Regions from separate parts of the Homo sapiens genome. Here regions 1 and 3 are each linked to region 2. Evidence: read pairs that join two places in POLR2A ChIA-PET (ENCODE). Cell type or tissue: GM12878. All regions are shown on one strand. Each heading gives the region's core, and the rest is flanking DNA. Links, peaks and the distances in the headings are about the cores only.

Region 1 (5,956 bases), core at 919-4,918, 200 kb before region 2:
GGCAGGAAGCATCCAACTACAGGAGAAAGATGAAAGCTGGAAGACTCAGCAAGTCATCTCCTTCCACCTCCATCTGTCTGTTTTTTCTAGTTGTGCTGGCAGCCAGTTGGATCGTGCCCACCCACATTATGGGTGTGTCTTCCTGAGGGTGGGTCTTCCCCTCCCACTCCACTGACTCAGATGTTAATCTCTTGACACCCAGATACACCCAGAAACACCCAGATACACCCAGAACCAGTACTTTGTATCCTTCAATCCAAGCAAGTTGACACTTAATATTAACCATCACAGAGTATATATGTGCATTTTAACATGTTTATTATAAAGTAAACATTCATGAAATCACAGAGGTCAAGAGATAGGACATTACTAACACTTGAGGCTGCCAGTGTGCCCCTCTCCAATCAGCCTTCTTCCTTCCCCTTAAAGGCTATCAGTTTCATGTTTATTAGGATAATCATCTCCTTGCTTTTTTTTATAGTTTTATCAGTTACTGATGCATCCTTAAGCAATATAGCTTAATTTTGCCTGCTTATGAACTTTCTTATGAATATAATAATACTATATGTATTTTTTTGTCCTGCTTTGTTCACTTCACATTATATATATGAGATTCATCCAAGTTTCTACTTGTAGATCTAGTTATTTATTACTATGTAGTATTTCATTGTGAGTCTGTTACAGTTTATGCATTCTATTAATACTATATTTGCAGTTTGGGGTTATGAATGTACTGTTTGAGCATTACTGTGTGTATATATCATAATGTCCATGTGCACACTTGGACCACCCTTAACATACTTGAAACATTTTCCCCCAACAGCCGACACGTATTTCTTCAGTGTTTCTTAGGCCTTTTCTTTCGCCTCCTTTTCCCCTTTTTTTTCCTTGTCTTGTCCACTTGTGAAAGAAGTGTGAAGAATGGTTGGGGAGATAGACTGACAGGACAACCAAAGGGAAGCTGACTAGCCTAGACAGGGGATGTTGAACTAAATTGGGCAAAGTTCTGATATCAAAACTTGGGCATTAGCAACCTATCATACCATGTGTGTGCCAAATGCAGCATAGGAGGGGATTATTTTTTTTCTTAACGTGTTGCCATTGTTACCGAAATACAAGGGGTTGGTCTAGGCCCTGTTGCATACCACACAGAAAGCCAGTGACTAAGACAACAAGTATTGCAAGGGAAGAAGGCTTTATTCAGGTGCTGCAGCTGAGGAGACAGGAGATAAGTCTCAAATCCATCTCACTAACCCACTAAAATTAGGGGTTTATATAGCAGGGAAGAAATGCAACTACATGTGGAAAGACAGGAATTGTGGGGTGTAAGGAACCAGTCATGACAAACGAGGGGTCTGGTGCCTCATTGTGCAGATGCAATGATCTGGTAAGTTTTAGTTCCTTTATGCTATCTGGGAGGCCTGAAGGTCGGTTTCCTGAGAAAGGAACTCAGAGGAGACAAATACAAGTTTTCAGGCTTTAAGATCAGGAGAGTCAATCTCTGTAATTATCTCCAAACCATGAACATTAGTTCTGTGGGGAAGTTGGGCCAGTTTCACCATCAGGACCACAAAGCGGACCTGGTTGGGTTTTGGCTTTCCTTGGTTTTTTTTGCTTTTTGCCAGACCTGTAATGTCCCAAATCAAAGCACCTATTTTTATAATTCATTGTTAATTAAATATAGGTATTTGTTAGGTTAAATGAAAGTAATGATAAGAGTGTACATTTGCATTTTAAAATGAGATTGATAGAGTGCTTTCATTTATTAATACAAAGGGCATTAGAAGTAAACTAATCTAGTCTCCTTTACTTTATTGAGGAGGAAACTGAGCCCTGAGTTTTTAAATGTCATCTTCAAGTTGCATAGCTAAGAAGTAATAAAGGCACCACTAGGCTGACTTGGTTAATCAAATGAAAATGTTGTTAAAATATGGCACATTTTTAGGGGATAACTTGATACTCAACATCTGTTAAGCAATTTAATGAAACAGTCATATATTTGTATACTATTTATGATGGCGTCTTTATTTCCCACTGTTGCCATAACAAACCACCACAAACATGATGACTTAAAACAACAACAGAAATTTATTATCACAGTTTTGGAGGCACATATTCAAAATCAAGTTATCAGTGGGGTTGGTTTATTAGGCTCTGAGGGAGAATCCATTCCATGCCTGTTTTCTAGATTCTGATGGTAGCCAGGAGTCCTTGACTTTCTTTGCCTTGTTGATGCATCACTTCAATCTCTTACCCTTCATATCTCCTCTGTGTTTATCCTTTTTTGTGTTCATTCATTGTTAAATTTTGGGCCCACCCTAGATCCAGGATGATCATCTTAGTATCCTTTAATTTAATCATGTTTGCAAAACCCTATTTTCAAATAAGGCAGCACTCGTAGTTACCAGGGGTTAACACATAGACTTATCTTTTTGAGGACACTTTTTTTTTTTTTTTTTTTTGAGAGGGAGTCCCGCTCTGTCACCCAGGCTGGAGTGCATTGGCGTGATCTCGGCTCACTGCAACCTCCACCTCCCAGGTTCAAGTGATTCTCCCTGCCTCAGCCTCCCGAGTAGCTGGGATTATAGGTGCACATCACCATGCCCAGCTAATTTTTGTGTTTTTAGTAGAGATGGGATTTCGCCGTGTTGACCAGGCTGGTCTCAAACTGACCTCAAGTGATCCACCCACCTTGGCCACCGGAAGTGCTAGGATTACAGGCGGGAGCCACTGTGCCTGGCGTGAGGGCACTTTTCAACCTGCTAAAGATGACACGGAATTCTTGTTGTTGTTGAGACAGGGTTTCGCTCCTGTCACCCAGACTGGAGTGCAATGGCATGATATCAGCTCACTACAACCTCCGCCTCCCGGGCTCAAGAGATTTTCCTACCTCAGTCTCCCAAGTGGCTGGGACTACAGGCACACGCCACTGCACCCGGCTAATTTTTGTATTTTTTTTTTTGTAGAGATGGGGTTTTGCCATGTTACCCAGGCTGGTCTGGAACGCCTGGGCTCAAGTAGTCTGCCCATTTTGGCCTCCCAAAGTGCTGGAATTACAGGCATGAGCCATTGCACCCGGCCATGGCATTCTTGTGCAATGTATAAATATATAGAGGTGCAAAATAAATGCTAATGTAGTGCACAGTATCCCCTTTCATATAAACCCTCACTAGACAACCAACGAAGCCAAAGACTAAAAGCTACAAAACATTGCAGAAAGAAATTAAAGACACAAATAAATAGAAAGACAGCCTGTGTTCATGGATTGAAAGATTTCATAGTGTTAAAGTGTCTGTGCTACCCAAAGCTCTACAAATTCAATGACGTCTTTATCAATCTCTGTGGCACTTTTTACAGAAACAGAAAAGCCATCCTAAAATTCAGATGGAACCTCAAAGGACCCCAAATGACCAAAACAATCTTGAGAAAGCTGAAGTTCTCACACTTCTTTATTTCAAATCGTATCGCAATGCTATACAGTAATCAAAACAGTATGGTACTGGCATAAAGATAAATATGTAGACCAATGGAACAGAGTGGAAAACTTAGGAAAAATACCTTCACATAGCCATCAAATGATCTTTGACAAAGGTTCCAAGGCTACACAATGGGGAAAAGGATAGTCTGTTCAACAAATGGTGTTGAATAAACTGAGTATCATGCAGAATGATAAAATTGGACTTTACACAAATGAGCTCAAAATGGGACCTAAACATAAGACCTGAAACTATAAAACTCCTAAAAGAAAATATCTGAGAGAAGCTTTATGACACCAGATTTGGCAGTTTTTTCTTAGTTTTGATAACAAAAGCACAGGCAACAAAAGCAAAAAATAGACAAATGAGACTAAATCAAACTTTAAAACTAGTACATGGCAAGGGAAGTCAACAGAGTCAAAAGGCAACCCATAGAATGGGGGAAAATATTTGCAACCCATATACCTAACAAGGGATAAATATCCAGAATGTATACAAAAAACTTCTACAACTCAACCACAACAAAATAAATGATCCAATTTAAAAATGATTCAAAAAGACTTAAATGAACATTTCTCCAAAGAAGGTATATGAATGGCCAACAGGCATATAAAAAGATGTTCAACATCCCTAATCATTAAAGAAATACAAATCAAAACCACATGAGAGGTTACCTCACATGTTAGGATTGCCACTACTAGAAAAGCAGAAAATAACAAATGTTGACCCGGGATGTGGAGAAATTGAAACTTTTCTATACTGTTGGTCAGTATGTAGCAATGGTGCAGCTGCTATGAAAAACATTCCAAAGGTTCCTCAGAAAATTAAAAATAGAATTACCTAACTTGCAGTATTATTTTGAATATAAGTGGCAAAAATGGGCATCCTTGTCTTGTTCCTAATCTTAAAAGAGAGACCACCATCTTCTCACCATTAAGAATGATGTTACCTGTGGGCTCGTCATAGATGGCCTATATTGTGATGCGGAACATTTTGTCTATACCTAATTTGTTGAGTTTTTATCAAGAAATGTTGTATTTAGTCACATTCTTTTTCTGCATCTTTTGAGATGATGTGGTTTTTGTCTTTCATTCTGTTAATAAAGTGAACCACATATATTTATTTGCATATGTTGAACATTGTTGCATCCCAGAGATAAGTCCCACTTGATCATGGTGAATGATCTTTTTAATGTACTCTTGAATACAGTTTGCTAGTATTTTGTCAACATAGTACTTGAAGTCCTAGCCAGAGCAATTAGATATGAAAAAGAATTAAAACGCATCCAAATAGGAAAGGAAGAAGTTAAATTGTCTGTTTCCTGATACATGATCTTATATATAGAAAAGCTAAAGACTCCACCAAAAAACTGTTAGAACTGATTAGTGAATTCAGTAAGGTTGCATGATACAAATCAACATTCAAAAATCAGTAACCTTTCTAATATACTAACAATGAACTATCTGAAAAAGAAATTAAGGTAATATGATTTACAAAAGCATCAAAATATCTTGGGAATAAATTTAACTGAGTTGGTAAAAGATCTGTACACAGAAACGATAAAACATTGATGAAAGACATTGAACTTGGCACAAATAATTGGAAAGATATCCTGTGTTCATGGATTGGATGAATTAATATTGTTAAAATGTTCTTACTCCTCAAAGCAATCCACAGATTCAATGCAATGCCTATCTATCAAAACTCCAATGTCATTCTTCACAGAAATAGAAAAATCAATTAAAAAATTTATATGAAATTATAAAACACCCCAGATAGCCAAAGCAATTTTGAGCAAAAAAAAGAACAAACCCGGAGGCATCACACTACCTGATTTCAAAATAAAAGCTATGGTATTCAAGACAGCATGGTACTAACATAAAAAGAGATACCTTGACCAATAGAATAAGATAGAGAGCCCAGAAATAAATTCATGCATTTATGGTCAATCGATTATTTACAAAGGTGCCAAGAACATAAAATGAAGAAAGGACAGTGTCTTCAATGAATGATGTTGCAAAACTGTATTTACACACAGAAGAATGAAATTGAACCGTTATTTCACTCCATATGCAGAATCAACTGAAATTGGATTAAAGACTTAAACTTAAGACCTTAAACTGTAAAATGGCTAGAAGAAAACAGAAAAAGCTTCACAACATTAATCTCCACAACAGTGAATTTTTTGGATCTGACCCTAAAAGCACAGGAAACAAAAGCAAAACTAGACAAGTGGAATTGTATTAAACTAAAGAGCTGCACAGCAAAGGAAACAACAGAGTGAAGATGCAACCTACAGATTGTGAGAAAATATTTGCAAATCATACATCTTGATAAGGGGCTAATATCAACAATATGTAGGGAACTCAAATTACTCAATCACAAGAAAACAGTTATATTTTAAAATGGGCAAAGAACCTGAGTAGACAGACATTTCTTGAAAGAAGACATGCTTTATTCCACTACAACTTTAATTTTGC
Region 2 (5,956 bases), core at 964-4,963:
CTGTAAGGGAAAATTATTAATTCAGAATGGAATGGGAGAAAGCTTCATTCAGTGAAACTTAATGTAAGTTGTGAAGTTTAAGGAGCTCTCTAGAGCAGCACCATCCCACAGAAATATGTGTAATTTTTAATTTTCTAATATCCAAATTTATTTATTTATTTATGTATTTGAGATGGAGTCTCGCTCTTTCACTCAGGCTGGAGTGCAGTGGTGTGATCTCAGCTCACCTGCAACCTCCACCTCCTGGGTTCAAGCGATTCTCCTGCCTCAGCCTCCTCAGCAGCTGGGATTACAGGTGCCCACCACCACACCTGGCTAGTTTTTCTATTTTTAGTAGAGATGGGGTTTCACCACGTTAGCCAGGCTGGTCTCGAACTCCTGACCTCAAATGATCTGCCCACCTCGGCCTCCCAAAATGCTGGGATTACAGGCGTGCCTGACCCCTAACTTAATTTTAATAATATATCTTATCTAACCCAACACATAAAAATATTGTCAATATAAGATATACATAATATGCAAAACATATCTTATGTATTGATAAACAACATACATCTTATTTAACTCAATATATCAAATAATATTGCTGATGATATCATTTCAATGTGTAATAATATAAAAAATTATTGAGATATTTTACTTCTGTTTCTTATCAAATCCTTGAAATCAGGTATATGTTTTACATTTAGGACACATCTCAATCTGGACTAGCCACATTTCAAGTATGCAAAAGCCACATGTGGGTACCATGTTGAACCAACAGCTCTAGCAAGACAAAGTGGAGGAGGATAATCCAGCCAAGTAGAGATCAGTTAAAAACAGAGGACAACAAACAACCAAGCCTGAGGGAGAAGCCCTAAAAACAAGGATGAAGAACTAGGAGGTCTCAGATCATGGGTCTGATGCAGAGGAACCTGGACTTTATGCTGTTGGTGAGTTCTGCGAAGGCTTTCAGAAGCTTTAGAAGCCCGGTGCAAGACAGATAATTCATCAGGAAAGGTTTAGAAGCAGGATTCTAACGTCTGCCTCACTAGGTGCCTCGGTTTCTTCGGTAGTCAAATGAGGCTATTATACAGAAATACTGCAGTAAGAAGAAACCAGGGCATTTTAAAGATGCTTTCAACTCTTTTTTTTGAGACGGAGTCTCACTCTGTCATCTGGGCTGGAGTGCAGTGGCACAATCTTGGCTCACTGTAACCTCCCACTCCTGGTTCAAGCGATTCTCCTCCTTCAGCCTCCCAAGTAGCTGGGACTAAAGGCATACGCCACCACGCTTGGCTAATTTTTGTAACTTTAGTAGAGATGAGATTTCACCATGTTGGCCAGGTTGGTCCCGAACTCCTGACCTCAAGTGATCCACCTGCCTCGGCCTCCCAACGTGCTGGGATTACAGGTGTGAGTCACCGCACCTAGCCTATTTAAAGATGCTGTCAATTCTTTGTAAGGAAATATAAATACCACACTAATGTTTAAGACAGAAGATCTTTTCGTGTGGATGAATTCATTCAAGTTAATCTGACATAGGGTTATAACCCCTTTCTGTATGGGGCTGCTTCCTGTTGGCATGACTTATAATAAGAACTTCCTAGAGGCCAGGCACAGTGGCTCACACCTGTAATCCCAGCACTTTGGGAGGCTGAGGCGGGTGGATCACCTGAGTTCAGGAGTTTGACACCAGCCTGGCCAACATGGTGAAACCCCCGTCTCTACTAAAAATATGAAAAGTAGCCGGGCGTGGTGGTGGGCACCTGTAATACCAGCTACTAGGGAGGCTGAGGCAGGAGAATTGCTTGAACCCGGGAGGCGGAGGTTGCAGTGAGCGGAGATCGCACCATTGCACTCCAGCCTGGGTGACAGAGTGAGACTCTGTCTCAAAAAAAAAAAAAAAACTTTCTAGAAATGAGAATTATTAGTAAGTGAAACTCTGAGGCCTGAAATGCTTATTTTGTGAAAACTCTCTGACTTTGATATCTAGGGATCTGTTTCCGAAGTTGGAAGCAAGGGAAGGTTTCCTGCATCAAGAAACTTTGCTTGTAACACTACAACCACTATTATGAATTTTACAACTAACACAAGATAAAATGTTGAAGGAGATATATTCAAAGAGAAAGTGTTCCTTTAACCTATAAGTAAGACAAGGGATTTGAGAAGCAACTATCTTAGGAACAAGGGTATATATTTTGTTGGTAAATTTCTCGGTACTAGGATTTGGCTACTCTGTGCCTGGAAATTTTGTAATTAAAAATGTCCTTCCCCAAGATGGAAGAAAACCCAAAATCATACTTAGACTTCACATTTTGTAGTTTCTATTTTAGAAAAGAAACACAAAGCTTAATATTTAGAAGCAAGTGATGTGTTTTCACTCCATCTTGCCCACTTTATACCGTAACTCAACCCAGACTAACAAAATTGCCGCCGATAACATAGTTCCGATTTTCCTACAATCTGACATTAGTCATCAATGTTTAATGACCCTGAAGCTTTCTCTGATATGACTACAGATGGTATTTTGAAAGATGGGGAACTCTGCAACTCTTTAAGACCACGGCTTTTTTTCTTTGTTAAATACTTCATTAAAGAAAAGAAAAAGGGAAAGAAAAAGCTTTCGTTTCCTCTAAATCAGAATCTACAAGCACGCTAAATTTATATTTTCATTTCCTTTCAGATTGCTGAGTTAGAAAATAAAATGGATTTCATTTTGAAAATGAAATCAGTGACTATAAAAAGAAAAGGCTAAACATATTTTAATTTACTCAGTAATAAGTGATCTAGAGCTTTTTAGAAATTTCTTCACATGAATGAGTAAATCAAACTGTCTTGCCACCTACGACGTGCAGGGAGGGGGAGAGTTTAGCCTTGAGGGACTTCGTGGGGCTATTACTTTGAGTACAATATCAATATTTGGTGTCTTTAGCCAAGCACTACAAAGAAAAATAAATATTTTCATATGGCTCATGAAACTGGCCCTGTGAGAAGGAAAGTAAACAGAGACTAAAGTGTTCCTACATTTTCCACCCTTCTTTCATACCATTCTTCCCCGCAAAGAGACTTTTGATCTAATTAGACAATGTTGAGACATTTTCTTAATGATCTACACTTTTTTTTTTGAGACGGAGTTTCACTCTTGTTGCCCAGGCTGGAGTGCAATGGTGTGATCTCGGCTCACTGCAACCTCCATCTCCCGGGTTCAAGCGATTCTCCTGCCTCAGCCTCCCAAGTAGCTGGGATTACAGGCATGTGCCACTATGCCTGACTAATTTTGTATTTTTAGTAAAGACAGGGTTTCTCCATGTTGGTCAGGCTGGTCTTGAACTCTCAACCTCAGGTGATCCACCCACCTGAGCCTCCCAAAGTGCTGGGATTACAGGCGTGAGCCACTACGCCCAGCTTGATCTACACTTTTATCCGAATTGTTTTTCTGAAAAAATGTGGAAACTTGGTTGTTATCCTTTGCTTTTTTTTTTTTTTTTTTTTTGGTTGTGGGGAAGGGAAGTGTCAAGCTTTGCTAAGACACGGTGACAAAGATCCTTTGCTTGGCTGAACTTTAGTCAAGCCCCTGAAACTTCTCCTAGGTCCATCTGTGCACTTCCTTGTAAGATCCAGTTTTAGCAAAGAACCCTGGCTAAGTCAGTTTAGCAAGGACCCCCCACCCTCATATCTGATCACACTCAATATCTGATTGGGTTCCTCCTCCTCCTCCACCCTTCCCAGGTGATGTCTGATCACATGGCCAGTACTCAATAAGAATCCTGTTAGGTTGGTTTGGCCAGAATTCCCCCTCATCCTTGAGGTTTCCTTTTAGTACTTTTCCATTCACTGACCTCATCCTACTCCTTGGCTATAGATTCGCACTTGCCAATGCTGTATTCAGAGTTGAGCCCAATCTCTCCGCCCTGCTGTCAGAACTCATTGCAGCGGTCCCTATAAAGTCTTCATTACCCTTCTTTAACAAGTGTCACTGAATGTTTTATTCCTTTAACAAGGCACAAATGTGAAAAAGGATACTGGGGATGACAGCTGCGCAAGAAACGGCAGAGATGACCATCCGTATGTGGCATGTCGAGAGACTGTTCCACTGGGGACATGATTTGTAAGAGATGATGGACTGTAGGAGCGTGTACACGACACCACAGACAAAGGCCAAAAGAGCGCCCCCGTCATGAACCACTGGCACAGCTAACTCCTGGAGAAAAAGTCATAAATGTGTGTTACTCTGGGTGGGTTTGTCAACATCGAACCGCAAGCACTCTCACTCTGGGCTGCTTTGAGCCATTGGTCATCACAGATGCACCACTTCTTGGAAAATGTGGCTGTTTGACTACCAAAAGAAAAGCCCTCCAGGTGCTGAAATTAATGCCAAAAAGTTGGTTGTTCCACAGCGAACCTGGGCTCATGGGACAAGGAAAGGAGGTCTGCCTTACAGGTGGGAGGGTTGAGTATGGTGGGCTTCAGAGTCTGGTACACCTGGATTAAAAGTCCTGACTCCACCATGAGGCTCTGTGACCTTACTGCAAAGCCTCGATTTCTGTATCTAAAAATGGGCATAATCATCTCAGTCTTGCATGTTTGCAGTGAAGATTATAGGATACATATCATATACAATTTTCTTTTTTTGTTGTTGTTGTTTTTGAGACAGAGTTTCACTCTTGCTGCCCAGGCTGGAGTGCAGTGACATGAACTCGGCTCACTGCAACCTCCGCCACCCAGGTTCAAGCAATTCTCCTGTCTCAGCTTCCCAAGTAGTTGGGATTACAGGCACGTGCCACCACGCCCGGCTAATTTTTGTATTTTTAGTAGAGACGGGGTTTCGCCATGTTGGCCAGGCTGGTCTCGAACTCCTGATCTCGTGATCCGTCCACCTCGGCCTCCCAAAGTGCTGGGATTACAGGCGTGAGCCACCGCACCCAACCCTGCCTTTTTTGTTACAGAAATTTTTGTTTGATGTCATCAATAAACTTCGGTATGATATGATTGAAAAAAAAAACCAAAGTACGTGACTCGTTCCATGATGGTGCCAAGGGTGGTTTGGGGTTTTTAGGCTCCCTGCTCCCTGATAATCTCTACTCATCCCTCCCAAGGCACCTCAAATGAACACACCATCTAAGTAAAACCACTGCTTTTGTTATGCAAATGCAGCTTCTTTTTTCTTCTTTTTTTTTTTTTTTTTTTGAGACAGGGTCTCACTCCGTCGCTTAGGTGGGAGTGCAGTGGCATGATCATAGCTCACTGCAGCCTTGAATTCCCAGGCTCAAGAGATCCTCCCAGCCCAGCAAGTAGCTGGGACTACAGGCACATGCCACCACACCCAGTTCTGGCTAATTTTTTTTGAAAGGCAGCTTCTAAACAAGTTCCCTGTCCCTGCCATCCTGTAACCAGCCATTTCAACCAGAAGGCAGCCCCTGTGCCAGTCTAGGCAGAAAGTTGGTGCAGACCCTGTACATACTACACACTCAAAATGCACCTCACCTTTGGCTCCCTTCTTTTCTTTTCTTTTCTTTTTTTTTTTTTTTTTTTGAGGCAGAGTCTTGCTCTGTCACCCAGGCTGGAGTGCAGTGATGAGATCTCAGCTCATTGCAACCTCCACCTGCCGGGTTCAAGCGATTCTCATGCCCCAGCCTCCCGAGTAGTTGGGATTACAGGCATGCACCACCACGCTGAGCTAATTTTTCTGTTTTCAGTAGAGACGGGGGTTTCTCCATGTTGGCCAGGCTGGTCTCGAACTTATGACCTCAGGTGATCCACCCACCTCAGCCTTCCAAAGTGCTCAGATTATAGGCATGAGCCACCACACCCAGCCTCAGCTCCTTTCAAATGTGCACTGGGCACAACCTTCCAGTCGAGGAACATTTAGATGGAACCACTGGGTCTTGACTTAAGCTTGAACATGCAAGCTTTGCAAAGGGCAAGTTAAAGTGTTGTCCAGGAGAGCCTGGTTTTGGCCACAGGCCACCCCTTG
Region 3 (5,956 bases), core at 919-4,918, 510 kb after region 2:
TTTAATTTTGGGATTAGATGGAGCAGGAAAAACCACAATTTTGTACAGATTACAAGTGGGAGAAGTTGTTACTACTATACCTAGTAAGTGTTGGTATGATGAGCTAATTGTAGGGACTTTCTGGTCTCCATCCAACATAACTATTTCTTTCTTTCTTTTTTGTTTGTTTTAGTAGAGATCAGGTATCATCACTATGTTGTCCAAGCTGGTCTTAGACTCTTGGCCTCAAGTGATCCTCCTGCCTTGGCCTCCCAAAGTGCTGGGATTACAGGCATGAGCCACTATGCCAGGCCTATTTCTGAATAAATTAATTCATATAATAAAGTATTTGATAAAGTTTGTAAACTGCTAGTATGAACATAACATTGATAACACTTTTTCCATCAACTAAGAGGCAGCTTAGTGTAATTTAAGGACCCTTGTTCTGGTTTACGGCCGGGTTGGGCTGTTTATAGGTTTAAGTTACTAAATCTTACTGAGAGCCAGTATCTTTACTAATAAAATACATAAGATAACAAATACCCACTGGTTTTCAGGGGGAAATAAACAAAGTAGGTAAAAGTACCTTTTAAATCTGTGTAAAGAATTATATAAATGTTAAGTGATGTTACATGTGAAGTGCCTTTTTTTCCTGTATTTGTTACTATTTTAATTAAGATTAGTTTATCTTAGGTAATTATATTGATTACTTTTAAAGATCTGAGTTGCAGAGACTGAGTGTTGAAGTAATTTGGTACCTTAAAAATATCAAGAGAAGGCCGGGCACAGGAGCTCACGCCTGTAATGGCAGCACTTTGGGAGGCCAAGGCGGGTGGATCACCTGAGGTCGGGAGTTGGAGACCAGCCCAACCAACATGGAGAAACCCCATCTCTACTAAAAATACAAAATTAGCCAGGCGTGGTGGTGCATGCCTGTAATCCCAACTACTCGGAAGGCTGAGGCAGGAGAATCGCTTGAACCTGGGAGGCAGAGGTTGTGGCAGGCCAAGATTGCACCATTGCACTCCAGCCTGGGCAACAAGAGCAAAACTAGGTCTCAAAATATATATGTGTATATGTATATATTTATTAAGAGAAGAAATACCTCAATTTTAATCAATTATTACTGTCTTACAAAAATATTCTCCAACAGTCTTACTGACTATATGAGAATACTGTTGTTATTTATACTTTTTTCATTTGTTGCCTTGAATTTACTTAGAGAAGAGTAGTACATTTAAATTAAAGAGTTCATACAGTTTGCTCAAGATTTTTTAAATTATGCCTCTAATGTTAGTCTGTCACTCAGGGTATTTCTATATTGTTACTGTTTAAATTTATGGACTAAAACGAAAGAGGCTAGCCTCTAAGAAAGAAGAGCGTTTTGAACCCTGTAATGTCTGTTATTCCTTTTTGCTACCTTCAGTAAATTTTAGTGCCCTTAGTTTTTGCTTCTCAAAATCACCCATCTCTGTCTGGGCATCTCCTGCAGTGCACAGAGCAGCACAGTGGATAGTTTGGAGTTTCAGTGAGTGCTGCTTTACACCACACTCTTTGTTGAGACAGTGTCTTGCTTTTTTGCCCAGGCTGGAGTGCAGTGGCACATTCATAGCTCACTGCAGCGTCTACCTCTACCTCTACCTCCTGGGCTCAAGCGATCTTCCCACCTCAGCCTCCCAAAGTGTTGGGATTACAGGCATGAGCCACTGCACCCAGTCTACACCATTCTCTTGTCTTGCACATATAAACGATGTTTTTTACTGTTGGTGAACATTGTGATTACACTCCTACCTAATTCTAAGGGAGACATCATGAACTTGCATTTTAGTTTTTTGCTCAAATTTGTCATAGTATTGTTATTTTTTAATTGTAATAGACATACTTGCCAAATACTCAAAGGTATCACTTACCACTGCAGACTTAAATATAAAACAAAAGCTAATTGTCCAGTTATACCTGGAAGTTATTTTTTATTTATTTATTTTTTTGAGACAGAGTCTCACTCTATTGCCCAGGCTGAAGTGCAGTGGCAAGATCTCGGCTCACTGCAACCTGTGCCTCCCAGGTTCAAGCGATTCTCATGCATCAGCCTCCAGAGTGGCTGGGATTACAGGCATGTGCCACCACACCCGGCTAATTTTTGTATTTTTAGAAGAGATGGGGTTTCACAGTGTTGGCTAGGCTGGTCTCGAACTCCTGACCTCAGGTGATCCACCCGCCTTGGCCTCCCAAAGTGCTGGGATTACAGGTGTGAGCCACCGCACCCAGCCATGGAAGTTATTTTTTACCTATTTTTCACCTAAGAAGGATGGCAGAGAAAAGGGATGGGACACCTGCCCTTTGACCACCCAGCCATGACCTTATTACAAGTGAGTTCTGGAGGATGTCTGCAGATGGGCTGTGAGATTGAAAGCTGCAGCCATGGCTGTGTCCATGCTGTAGTTTAGAACTGAAGTTTAGCTTTTTTTCTTTTGGTCTGTTTATTTGCTGCCAGCCAAAATTCTGCTTTTTATAGTACATCCACAACTGTACTTTCTAAATACAGCTTTCGAACACTTTTAACTACTCTATTATGAGGGGAGTTTAATATAATAGGATTTCCATTGAGCTAAAAATTATGTTTTCCTTTTTATTTCTTTTTTAAATTCTTTTTTTAATTTATTTGAGCTAAAATTATATACTTTATTTGCAGAACTGCTGGCTTTTAAAAAATATCCTGAAGATGGTATTGATCTTGCTAATTGATGTTTTGTGCACACACCTGCACATGTGTGGGGGAGCAGAGCATACTATTTCGTCTTAAATGGTATAAAATCTCAACCAATAATGTGATTCAACAATTACCATTTCTTTTTAACTCGAATCCTAAGACAAATTATATATATATATATTTTAAACTCTAATAACAGTTACCATTAATTGCTGTAACTCAATTAGATAGGATATTTTGAAGGTGGAATGTATTAGTCTACACATACCACTGATTTGATTTCTCTTCCAGCCATTGGATTTAATGTAGAGACGGTGACGTACAAAAACCTTAAATTCCAAGTCTGGGATTTAGGAGGACAGACAAGTATCAGGTATGGTACAAAGACCAGGTTATTTGGTAGTATTTGACATTTATTGATTCTTTTAAGGGTTAAAATCAGTAAACCCGAATATGTGTTCTATTGTAATTTAAATGGAGCCACCTAGTTTAAAATGAGGTAAAATTGGGAACTATTTCCTTAGAGCATCCATTGAGTTAAAACTTAAGGAAGCCCAGTTTTCCAGATACCTGTTTAATGAAAATCTTTTCACGAAAATCTCAAGACCTTATTACTTCAGCTATTCTCAATTAGAAAGGACCCTCCATTTAGTTCTTGTCAGTCTCTCCTCTCTGAAACACATTGTTTTGGAATTCATTAAAGTACCTTGCAGGCATACCATTTAGGGCTAATATAAAAATAAATGCCATTGGCCGGGCATGGTAGCTCACGCCTGTAATCCCAGCACTTTGGGAGGCCGAGGTGGGCGGATCATCAGGTCAGGAGTTGGAGACCAGCCTGACCAACATGGTGAAACCTCGTCTCTACTAAAAATACAAAAATTAGCTGGGCATGGTGGTGCGTGCCTATAATTCCAGCTACCTGGGAGGCTGAGGCAGGAGAATTGCTTGTACCAGGACTTGGGAGCTGGAGGTTGCAGTGAGCTGAGATCGCGCAACTGCACTCCAGCCTGGGCTACAGAGCAAGACTCTGTCTCAAAAAAAATAAATGAATAAATAAAAAATAAATGCCTTCTGAAGTTCAGGTCTTCTGCTTAGCATTTTGGGCTTGACATGGCAACAGTGAATGTTTGATGACCGTCAGTAGTTGGTCACGATAGTACCATCTTAAAAGATTAGTAATGCATTCTCCAAACATTCTGACTTCTTTTAACTCATTTCTTGAATCACGTTTCTTTTTTTTTAAATTGTGCAGCCTCCCAAGCCAGAGTAGGCTCAGAGAGACTCCATTGAATCACTTTTGAGTTTATTTATAATTTTAGCCATTTCTACTGCTTGATGTCAGTGATTAATTTCATGACTGTTAAATAAAATCACGTTTAAAAAGTTTATTCCTCTTAAGGGGTGCCTAGTTAAAGATTTGTTTAAGAAGATGTAATGATCAGGTCTGTGTACAACTTTTCTATCAGTATATTTAGTGATTTCATAGATTATAAATAAATTTTGTCAGCCTGAAGTCTGAATGAATTCATTTGGAAACTCCCTGGTCCTGTGAGTCAATGTTTATCAACATTCTTTTTTTTTTTTTTTTTTTTTTTTTTGAGACAGAGTTTCACTCTTGTTGCCCAGGCTGGAGTGCAATGGCACCATCTCAGCTCACTGGAACCTCTGCCTTCCTGGTTGAAGTGATTTTCCTGCCTCAGCCTCCCGAGTAGCTGGGATTACAGGCACCTGCCACCATGTCCAGCTAATTTTGTATTTTTAGTAGAGATGGGGTTTCTCCATGTTGGTCAGGCTGGTCTCGAACTCCCGACCTCAGTTGATCTGCCCTCCTCAGCCTCCTAAAATGCTGGGATTACAGATGTGAGCCACCGTGCCCAGCCAATGTTTATCAACATTCTTTTGACTCCATCACATCTGAGGGATATGGTACATATATCCACCAGAAACAGTGAATCATTAAGGCATTGATTCTAACATGTGTGGGACAGAATTGGCAATTGATATGTCAGTTTCTTCCTTAAAACAATAACAATATGTTCTCCCCTTTTAAATTTTCTCTAGGCCATACTGGAGATGTTACTATTCAAACACAGATGCAGTCATTTATGTAGTAGACAGTTGTGACCGAGACCGAATTGGCATTTCCAAATCAGAGTTAGTTGCCATGTTGGAGGTAAGAAAACGTAACCACTTTAAAATGTGGGGCAGTCATTTACATATTATTACATTGAAGAATAATTAAAAAGAATGCAGGGGTTGTTCCCTCCATCCTTTTAAAATTATTTTCTTTTATGGAAATGATTTTCTATTCCAAAAATACAGTTGAGGAGGGTTGGAGACAAAACAACAACAAAAATTAACCTCGTAACTTCCTCTTCAAGCCAGATTGCTTGATTTTCCAGGAGGTTCAGAAGAGCTCACTTAAACAAAAGCATCTATTCTAAGTCACTTCTTTGATGTGACTTTTAAAATATGTCTTTTTATTTTTAGCTGTTTTAGAAGGATTCAAGTTCAGAGAAATATGTATTTCTGGGTTACTGGCACAATGCTGGCCTCACGTTTATCGTTTTTTATCCTTCCCAGTGTTTACAGTGCTTTTGACCTTCTTTCTGTTCTTTGGACACGAGCTTGCACACCTGGCTCAGGGCCTTTTGCACTTGCTGATCCGTCTGCTTGGAATACTATTCTCCAGCATCTTTGCATGGCTGCCTTCCTGACGTGTTTCTTCCCACATCTCTTCCCCAGAAAGAAGTCTTATTTATTCTCTAATCCTTTACCCTTCTTTATTCTTTATACCGATATTGTTTCTTTTTTTTCTTTTTCTTTTTCTTTTTTTTTTCTTTTTTTTTGTAGAGACGGGGTCTACCTATGGTGCCCAGGCTGGTCCCAAACTCCTGTCCTCAAGTGATCCTCCTGCCTCGGCCTCCTAGTGTTGGGATTACAGGTGTGAGCCATTGCACCCCACTTACTGTTTTTTTACATTATTTTTAAATGTATTTGTTGGCTGGGCGTGGTGGCTCACGCCTGTAATCCCAGCACTTTGGGAGGCCGAGGCGGGCAGGTCACCAGAGATCATCAGGAGTTTGAGACCAGCCTGTCCAACATGGTGAAACCTCATCTCTACTGAAAATACAAGAAAATTAACCGGGCATGGTGGTGTGTGCCTGTAGTCCCAGCTACTTGGGAGGCTAAGGCAGGAGAGTCACTTGAACCCAGGAGGCAGAGGTTGCAGTGAGCCGAGATCGTGCCCCTGCACTACAGCCT

The links. Peaks named below come from ENCODE experiments on the same cell type or tissue, not always from the same donor. Only the 100,000 strongest peaks of a DNase experiment are listed, where the experiment ranks them.
Region 1: POLR2A ChIA-PET joins it to region 2 with 7 read pairs; 5 of 35 experiments call an interaction of 5 or more read pairs at or near these places.
Region 3: POLR2A ChIA-PET joins it to region 2 with 11 read pairs; 2 of 35 experiments call an interaction of 5 or more read pairs at or near these places.

What each region holds. Positions count from the first base shown.
Region 1 is chr12:102,102,368-102,108,323 of GRCh38, reverse strand. The region is part of intron 3 of NUP37 (nucleoporin 37); the gene reads left to right. Among named protein-coding and RNA genes, the nearest start is that of NUP37, 15 kb to the left of the region's middle. In GM12878, for the core only: no CTCF peak of the experiment used is centred there; no DNase peak of the experiment used is centred there.
Region 2 is chr12:101,906,413-101,912,368 of GRCh38, reverse strand. DRAM1 (DNA damage regulated autophagy modulator 1) reads right to left here. Exons shown (of 7, transcript NM_018370.3): 4 at 4,006-4,183. Among named protein-coding and RNA genes, the nearest start is that of DRAM1, 32 kb to the right of the region's middle. In GM12878, for the core only: no CTCF peak of the experiment used is centred there; no DNase peak of the experiment used is centred there; H3K4me3 peaks cover 1,595 bases; H3K27ac peaks cover 2,577 bases.
Region 3 is chr12:101,399,971-101,405,926 of GRCh38, reverse strand. It overlaps ARL1 (ARF like GTPase 1), which reads left to right. Exons shown (of 6, transcript NM_001177.6): 2 at 1-83; 3 at 2,981-3,062; 4 at 4,754-4,865. Among named protein-coding and RNA genes, the nearest start is that of ARL1, 4.8 kb to the left of the region's middle. In GM12878, for the core only: no CTCF peak of the experiment used is centred there; no DNase peak of the experiment used is centred there.